2 separate regions of the Mus musculus genome follow, and region 1 is linked to region 2. Evidence: chromatin contacts called from ENCODE POLR2A ChIA-PET data. All regions are on one chromosome and are shown on one strand. Each heading gives the region's core, a stretch centred on a gene start or an enhancer-like site at or near the end of the contact. The rest is flanking DNA. Distances are from core to core; before and after follow the strand shown. Region 1 holds the start of Cyp11a1 (cytochrome P450, family 11, subfamily a, polypeptide 1). Region 2 holds the start of Sema7a (sema domain, immunoglobulin domain (Ig), and GPI membrane anchor, (semaphorin) 7A).

Region 1 (3,977 bases), core at 326-2,825, 75 kb before region 2:
CCCTCTCCCTACCACTTTCCTTCAGCACCCTACACACACACACACACACACACACACACACACACACACACACACACGAGGCTCACTCAGAACTCACTTAAACAGGACCCCAATGGGCCTCTGATAATACTGGTGATAGGCCACCCAGGGGGGCACAAGGAACCGCTCCGGGTTGGGACCCTCGCATGAGAAGAGTATCGACGCATCCTTGGGGTCCACGATGTAAACTGACTCCAAAGTGCCCAGCTTCTCCCTGGAAAGACAAGAGCGGCTGATGTTGGACCTGAGGCAGCCGTGAACACACACCCTGGGCAGCCAGGCCTCTCTACACAATCAGTACACAGCTTTCTGGCTGGGACCTTCCCTTTGCTGAGCCTCAGTGTCACCTATGAGATGGGAAATGGATGTGACATCTGTCTTGCGGAGCTGCTGAAGAGCCAAACATGACACATTTTCCTATGACATTGTGACTCATTCCAAAGGACGGCAGGACACTATCATACACCACACAGCGCACCCCAGGACCAGCCCCACTCCCACCCCAATCCTTCCATTTCATAATCATGCCGATTCCACGCTGAACCTTCTTGTCCTGCTGGGCTTGAAGCCATGGCAGGCTTTCTTGTCATTCTACAGTGAATGCCCTGTATCTCCCAAGTTCCAAGCCAGCCCGGCTCTTCTTGAATTGTAATTCAGAGTAGTCACTCGCCTCAAAAGTGAGATGGCACCCTTCACTTCTATTAAAGAAAAATGTCAAGGTGGGGAGATGGCTCAGTGATTAAGAGCGTGTACTGTTCTTGCTCAGCTCCCAGACACAAAGGGCCTGAAGCTGAGGCTGGCGCTAAAGCCTGGTCGGGGCTTGCCAGTAGTCAGGGCACCAATGTCTCATTTCCTTCCCCCTGAAGATAGAGACAGCAAACTTGACTTTTAGGGTGGCTAAAGTTGGTGGGTGAGGGGGGCACTGCTTGCTCACACTTCTTTATACCAGTAGAAAAAGTCTTGGAGTCAGAAATGAGGGAAGACTATCCCCTCAGCCCCAGCCCCAGCCCCAGCCCCAGCCCCAGCCCCAGCCCCAGCCCCAGCCCCAGCCCCAGCCCCAGCCCCAGCCCCAGCCCCAGCCCCAGCCCCAGCCCCAGCCCCAGCCTGGAAGAAATGAAAGAAAAAGGCAGACAGGAAGCAGGAGCCGTGTGCCTCCCCCTGTGCCTGCTCCACCTGCTGCCAGGCTTACCTGTAAATGGGGCCATACTTTTGGAAACTCTGCATCTGATGGTAATGGATTTTCTGTGTGCCACTCTCCCTCCAGAAGTGGTACAGGTTTAGCCAACCATTGTCGCCAGGGGAAGGGATCTCATTGAAGGACCTAGGACTGCTAGTAGAGGTACCAGCTCCCTTTCCAGTACTCAGCACTGGACCCTGCCACGTAGGGCTCAGGAAAGGTTGGCAGCCTTTGACCAGCACTGAGCGCAGGGAAAGTCCTTTAGCCAGCATACTGTCCCCACGACTGCCACTTCCTGCTGCACGAGTGTCTCTGCCCCAAACCTCCAGAGCCACACTTATAACCACCAGCTCAAGGCTAAGAGAGAAGCTGATGGAGCGGTGACCTCCCCCCTTCCTCCTCCAGAGGGCTGGGCTCACACAGCCCCTCCCAAACTCAGAGAAAGAACTTCTGAACTTTCTGTCTGAAAAGTCTGTAGTAGAGTTAGGCAAACACTGGCAGGCAGCTCCAGGCCTCTAACCTCAGTGTCCACCCTATGGGTCCCTAAGACCACTATCCTTCAGACACATTAAAAGGCAACTTTGCTATCTCCATTTTCATGGGAAGAAAATGAGGCTTAGACCTCCTGGCTCATGGCTAGCCCCCCCCCCCTTGGGTCTCAACCTCAGCTCCTGCCCCTTTATGACTCTGCAATAGTTGGGTTTGCTTCCATTCCTTGCGGGTTTTGCATGACAAAGGCCTTCTGCTGGCCCCTAGGTGATGACGAATATCCTCTAAGATGAGAGATAGCCTAAGATCATGCACGGGTCTGGAGGAACTGACTACCTGGCCAGTTATAGAACAGCAGACATCTTTCCTGTGTTCCTGGGACTTACAAATGGTTGATTATTAACTGATCTTGTACAGTTCCTTAATTCTTGAAATTCTGCTTTTTTTTTTCTCTTTGACAAACAACCATACTCCGTGTTCTTTGAAAATGTTCTGACGAGCAAGTATTGTTTTATTTACTTATGTATGTATGTATTTATTTATGTTGTTTTTTTATCTATTTAATGTGCGTTGGTGTTTGACCTACATGTATGTCTGTTTGAAAGTGTCAAATCTTGGACTTACAGATAGTTGAGCTGCCGTGTGGGTGCTGGGATTTGAACCTGGATCCTCTGGAAGAACAGTCAAAGCACTAGCAGTGCTCTTAACCACTGAACCATCTCTCCAGGATTTAGTGCATTTTTTATTTTCATTATGCTTTTAAGATCCCCCTGCCTCAGTGTCCTGAGTCCTGGGATTATATGCATTCACCACTATGACAGAAAGTGTACTTTCTTCTTTTGCCTTTAAAACAGGATCTTACCATATGGTCTAGCCTAGGTAACCTTCCTTTGCCTTTAAAACAGGATCTTACCATATGGTCTAGCCTAGGTGACCTTCCTTTCTCTTCCTCTCAAACGCTGAGATTACAGGTACCTATGTTCTACCACATCCAGCTCAGGATGTTCTTTTTCTGCTACCTCTTACATATGTCAAAACTCACTGAGCTACATACACCCTTAGCATGGATTTAATAGGGAATCACGGTGTAGCCCCAGCTAACCTGGAACTCTCTATGTAGATCAGGTTGGCCTTGAACTCACAGTGAGCCACCTGAATGCTGGGATTGACGGTTGCACAACCATGCCTAGCTCTTGTCGGTTTGCTTGTTTTCCATTTTATTGAATGTTATTCCACGTAAAGGCTAAGAAAAATTTGTGGTCTTTCTAACACATTATTTTCCTTATGAAAAGCAGGGTGTCTTTAAAAAGAAAACCCCAGTTCATTGAATTAAACCTAAGCTAAGTTTTAGTGCAGCCTTTGCCCTCCTTAGGATTGTGAGAAGGAAAGTGGATTGTCACTGTGGGAGGAGGGCAGTCCACCCTGACCGTGCCCTTCCCCCAGTGCAGAAGGCATGAGGTATGGAAGTTCACAGCGGTCCTCGGCCATGAACTTGAAGTCAGCCTGGGCTATATCAGAGTCTGTCTCAAAAGGTGGAAGGGATGGGAGAGGAGGGAGGGGTAGAGGAGAGGGAATGTGAATCTGAATGTGGGAGGAAATTGGACTCCTATGGCCCTGTGTTGTCACTAGCATATTGTCAGCGAAGGGACAGAAGTTCATTACACTGGGTTCTAGCAAGGATAACAACCCATCACGCCTGAACAGCATTCCTGCTAATTTAGGTTGGCAGCCATCTGACTCAACTTCCTGGGCCAATTAGCAGCCTTGGCTTTCATCAAAACAGCTGGGTATCCTGGGCTGGGCTGTCTAGGTGTGAATTCCCATGCCTCTTCTCAGGGTAGAAACTCCCTGCCCTTCTTCTGAGAAAACTAAGGGAAGCCCAGGCTGGCAGAAAACAGCAGAAGGAAACGAAGAAGCCAGGTGGGAGGGAGAGGGGAGCAGGTGAGTCAGGCTGGAGAGGGGTGAGGGAACAGAGAGTCAGAGCCCATGGAGGCAAGAGGAGACCACCTTCTTCATAGAAAGTTCTTCCATGATTCCACAGCAATGTTAAGTTGGGCTCAGGATGGGGGGAGGAGAAACCTTGGCTGCACAAAGACAGTGACTCACTGGGGGATGAATTTGCATCTGGGGCTGTCTTAACCTCTGTGGGTCTGGGAATCTGATAAAGAAAGGATAAGCCGCAGTAAGTAGGCCATGGGCCTGGTCCCATTGGCTTCTGGTACCCTGGCCTCCAGATCCTTGGCCCTGGATTCCTTTCAAAGCCCTTTCAAGC
Region 2 (4,450 bases), core at 1,592-4,091:
CTGCCATCCGATGTCTCCCGCCCTTGCTTGAAGGGTCAGAGTCATACGTTTACACTGATGACTGACTCACACGTTAGAGATGCCCTGTAGGGACTACCTCCAGAGCTTTCCTGCTCTGGCAACCTTTGGGAGTCAAAGACAGGTGCACAGCTCAGGATAGCCAGCAGTCTGTGATGGAACACCTTCTCCCTGGTCCAAGCTGTTCTGCACCAGGCTCTCATCTGATTGCAAACAACTGAAGTCTGGGACCTTCTCAGAGACCCTCCTTTAATCTTTTCCTAAGGCTTGAAGTGAGGGTGGGAACCAAGCAAAGAAAATAAAGACATTTCTATACCTGTCCCAGTCCCTATTCTGTCTCAACTCAAAACTAAACTTCAAATCTATGTCTTGTACAGAAATGTATGTGGGGTTACCACTATCCACACATAGTCTAGTCAACCCTGAAGGTTGCTATATCCCATCCACTGGTAGACAGGGCCCTAGGCTTACTGCAACGCTTGGAAGGCTCTCTCTCTCTCTCTCTCTCTCTCTCTCTCTCTCTCTCTCTCTCTCTCTGTGTGTGTGCCTGGGTTGGCCCTATCCAAGCTCCCTACTATCCGATTGCCATGTGTTACCCCATAGGAGACAGGAGGCAGCTGTCAGCCGGGCACACCATCACCAGCTGGTGGCCCTAGGGGCTTGGGGACAGGTGAATGGCAGGGCCTGTCTGGCCAGTGGGGCACCTGGCACTTGTGAAGGAGACTGCAGACTGTCCTTGGACAAGATTGGTGAGTGTCTGGTGGATCCCAGCCAGAGGGGGTCAATAGTGCATTACCAGTGTGGTCACTCAGTGAAGTGCAAGCTAGGGAAGCAGCACATAGAGATGGGCTGGGAGCCTGAAAGTGGGTAAGAGGGCTGAGAGCAGCTTTAAATAGTCTGAGGGTAAGGGAAGACTAAGTGCCAGGGATGGAGAGACATGCATTAAGTGCTAACAAGTGGGTGTGCATTAAGTATGTGGCGGGAGGTCAAGGAAGGATTGGGGGGACAAGCACAATCAAATGAAAGGGGTTTGATACAGAGGGAGATTCCAGAACACTCAGACATAACCGTTTGTCTCCTCTGGCATACTCATATGCATGTGTCTAAGACACAAGGGGACGGAGGAAGTTAACATGCTGGCAGGGACAGAGAAAGAGGCTGAAGTGGTGCGACTGTGGAGGGTGCAAGTATCCACCATGAACTGGATGTTCAGAGGTCCAGATAAACTGCTCCTCTTCCACCAGTTACACCTCTGGCTGGATGGCGGAGTTGGAGACGAGAGTACCACGTTTATGGTTTGGAGAACCATCTAAATCCTTCTCCTCTCCCTAACCTGGCCCAGGACAGATCCAGAGTCAGATCAGAGACCCCTCCGGCACAGTGAGTGCCCACACTGCCCAGTGACCTTGGGCAAGTCACATTCTCTCAGCTGCTGCGGCAGTTCGGGCCACTCATTTTATGTGGGTTTCCCCCCCTCTGCTAAGAATACCTGCCCCAGATAATGCTCAGACTTCCGCAATCCCTGCAAACTGCCAAGGCATCAAAGGGACAGTAGGGACAGACAGGACAAGTACCCCCAGCCCCCGGTGTGAGTCCCCCATCACCACTAGGGGAGGGGCTGCAGAGATGCCAAATTTGGGTACAGAGCTGAGTTTGTCTGGGGGCGGGGAGGCATTTGTGTGCAATGCAGGGAGGGAGCTCAGTCCCTAGTGGCAGAAAGCCTCCAACCCCAACCTAGCCAGCTTTCTGTCCCACCGTCCGTGGTTCTGAACTGCGATGCCCGAAGGAAAGACTCCAGTCCCTCAGGTTCTCATATTCACTACAGTCCTAAGGATGCACACTCCTCCCCAGATACGCCGCTTGGGGGTCCCAATGGCCTCGCCCCACCCAATGGGCACTGTCCCCCCTCCCCGTGCTAGTGCCGATTTCTGGTGACAACTGCCACGTGCGGGCAAGGGGGGAGCGGCTGGTCCTAGCATTACGGAGACAGCGCCCAGGTGCTCGGAGCCCCTGCACCGCACCTTGTCCCGGTTCGCCGCAGGGTGCCCACCCCCTTGCCTGGCCCGCGCTCCGGGCCGGGGCGGGGGCGGGGGCAGGCGGCGGGGTCTTTGTTCCCGCAGCCCGAGCGCAGCGGCGGCGGCAATGGGTCCGCGCCCCCTTCACCAGCCGAGCCCGAGCCCCGCGTGCCAGCAGAGCTCGCAGCTTGCAAGGAGGAGGTCGGGGTGATGAAGCTGGCCAGGGGAAAGAAGGGTTCTGTATAGTAGACCCCGTGGCGGAAAGCCAAAGAGCCTCGGTGAGACAGGGGCCCGCAGCCTCCCCCCGCGCTCGGGCGCTGCGGCTCCGGCTCAGAGCTGCCGTTGGACTTGGAGCGCCACTTAGCTGGGCCCGGGCCCCAGCCACTCGCTCGCACGCTGCAGCGCTCCAGCCCGCTCCGGCGTGACAGTACGCACACTCACAAACACTCACCCGGACCCACACGCTCCCTTCGGGGCCAGCCTGAGACCCGCAGAGCTGCGCACACGCACTCTCTCCGGGTGCCGCACACTCTGCACCCGCCCCGCAAGGCGTCCGATCCCGCGCCCCGCCGGCCGCGCGGCGCCGCCTACCTTTCCAGACGGCGGAGATGCGGGGTCCGCTCCTCGAGTGGCCTTGGGCGGAGGCGGCGGCCACCCAGAACACCAGCAGAAGCCGCAGCCGCAGCGGGAGCCCGAACCGAGCCGGCAGGCTGAGGACGCGGGCGCGCGGTGCGCTGGGGGCGGCACGTCCGGGAGGAGGAGGCGTCATCCCGCAGCCCCGGAGCGACAGCGGCAAGCAGCCGAGACTGAGACAGCGCCCGGCCGCAGGCAGAACCTAGCGCCAGGAGGCGGAGTCAAGCGCCTGACCCCACCCCGCCCCTCCCCCCCGCCCCTCGCAGCCTTTTCTAGCTTTGCCGGTGGCCCCTTGCTTGTGCGGTGACCGCTGCCAGGAAAACCTTCGCTACCCGCACGCGGGCAACTCCACCGGGAGAACCCAGCTGCAAAGAAGACAGACTTGTGATCTGTCATGAGGGGCAGATCCCATCCCTCCTCTGGGCTTCAGTTCCACTTCCCTCGCCCCAGTGGAAAGAAAGGCCTAGGAAATCCGTAAGGATCTCTCAGCGCATGGATGAGTCTAACACCGGACAACCCCCCTTGCTGTCAGCTAAGTGGTTTGTAGTCAGAGAACCATTCTCATAGAATGGGCTTGCGGGAGTGGGACGCAGCTCTCTGCTGATCCTATCAGCCGGAGCAGGATGCTTTCCTCTGTGGAGGAGAGAGGGGAGGTCTAAGATGTGTGGGGTGCCCACAACGCCCCACGATTGCTCTGCCTGAGAGAACACTGGGAATTTTTCATCTTGGCCTGGCTCCCTCCTCTCCCTCTCCTTTCTCCTCCCTTCCCCAGCCAGCAGCCTTCTGGGCTGCCTCCCCCCAGCCAGCTGGTGTATGCTCAGAAAATCCAAACTCATTTCCATGTGCACTGAGGGGGATATAATTAGGAAGGCCCCTTCCCCAAGAAAAAAGTGAGGGGCACAAGACTCATAATCAGAGAGGGAAGGTCAGACCAATCGAAGGGAATCTTTCTCTGCCTAAGGCTCAGCTACATACCAAGGGCAACCTGGTGACGCGGTGGTAGTTCCATCAGAGGGTCCAGGCCCCTCTGCAGTCACCTGAACAACCCAGGAAACTCTGTCATTGGCTTATGTTTTCAGAGCCACTTTGTCTGCTCTTCGTAAAAGGGTCTCCCATGTTCCTTGGGCCAGAGATGGACAGATTCCCTACCTCTGCTTGTACCCAAAGAAGCTATGACTGGGAAATCCATCCAGGTCAGCTTGTCCCAATCTATTGCTTACTGTATATGTAGTCTAAGATGTACTGCACCAAGAAGAGACAGGGCAAGGAAGAGGGAACAGAAGTAAACAAAGACTTGACCTTCAAAACCCACAGACCCAGACATACTGAGCATGCTGTAGACACAGGCAGACCCTGGGCAGGATGCCCTGACCTCAGAGCCAGCCTCTTCACTGCTCCACGGGCAGGGAGGTTTTGATACAGCGAATCTTAGCTCTGCCAATTGTACAGTCTGCTTCTAGTTGTTTTCTCCATTCCTAAAAGCCCCAAAGTACCCTAGCCACTAAGGTGAATTCCTCCAGATCTCTCTGTGGGGAGGGGTCTAGAGACACTACAGGGCTGTGCACGGAGTCACTAGCTTCATGATGCCTAAGATCACAACCCCAGAAAGAAAAGCCTATTGACAGCCCAAGAACTCCTTCCCAGGCCTGCACTGAATCCTGTGGCCCTAAAGTTGGCAAACTGACCAGGCCAAAGTAGCTTCTAAGAATGATACTTGCTTTCTAGCCCAGTGACTCATATTCTGGGCAGTTATGCCCTCCAGTATCTTCATTTCTATAAATGAT

What was found. ChIA-PET counts read pairs that join two places held with the same protein, here RNA polymerase II (POLR2A).
Region 1: POLR2A ChIA-PET joins it to region 2 with 11 read pairs in embryonic stem cell. The contact joins the promoter of Cyp11a1 here to the promoter of Sema7a in region 2. POLR2A ChIA-PET finds 5 or more read pairs at or near these places in 3 of 5 experiments (Patski and embryonic stem cell).

Annotation. Positions count from the first base shown.
Region 1 is chr9:58,012,550-58,016,526 of GRCm38, reverse strand. It overlaps Cyp11a1 (cytochrome P450, family 11, subfamily a, polypeptide 1), which reads right to left and starts at 1,575. Exons shown (of 9, transcript NM_019779.4): 1 at 1,229-1,575; 2 at 98-253. The coding sequence starts at 1,488. RefSeq lists promoters at 1,503-2,027, 1,503-2,473, 1,522-2,991.
Region 2 is chr9:57,938,503-57,942,952 of GRCm38, reverse strand. It overlaps Sema7a (sema domain, immunoglobulin domain (Ig), and GPI membrane anchor, (semaphorin) 7A), which reads right to left and starts at 2,841. Exons shown (of 14, transcript NM_011352.3): 1 at 2,625-2,841. The coding sequence starts at 2,802.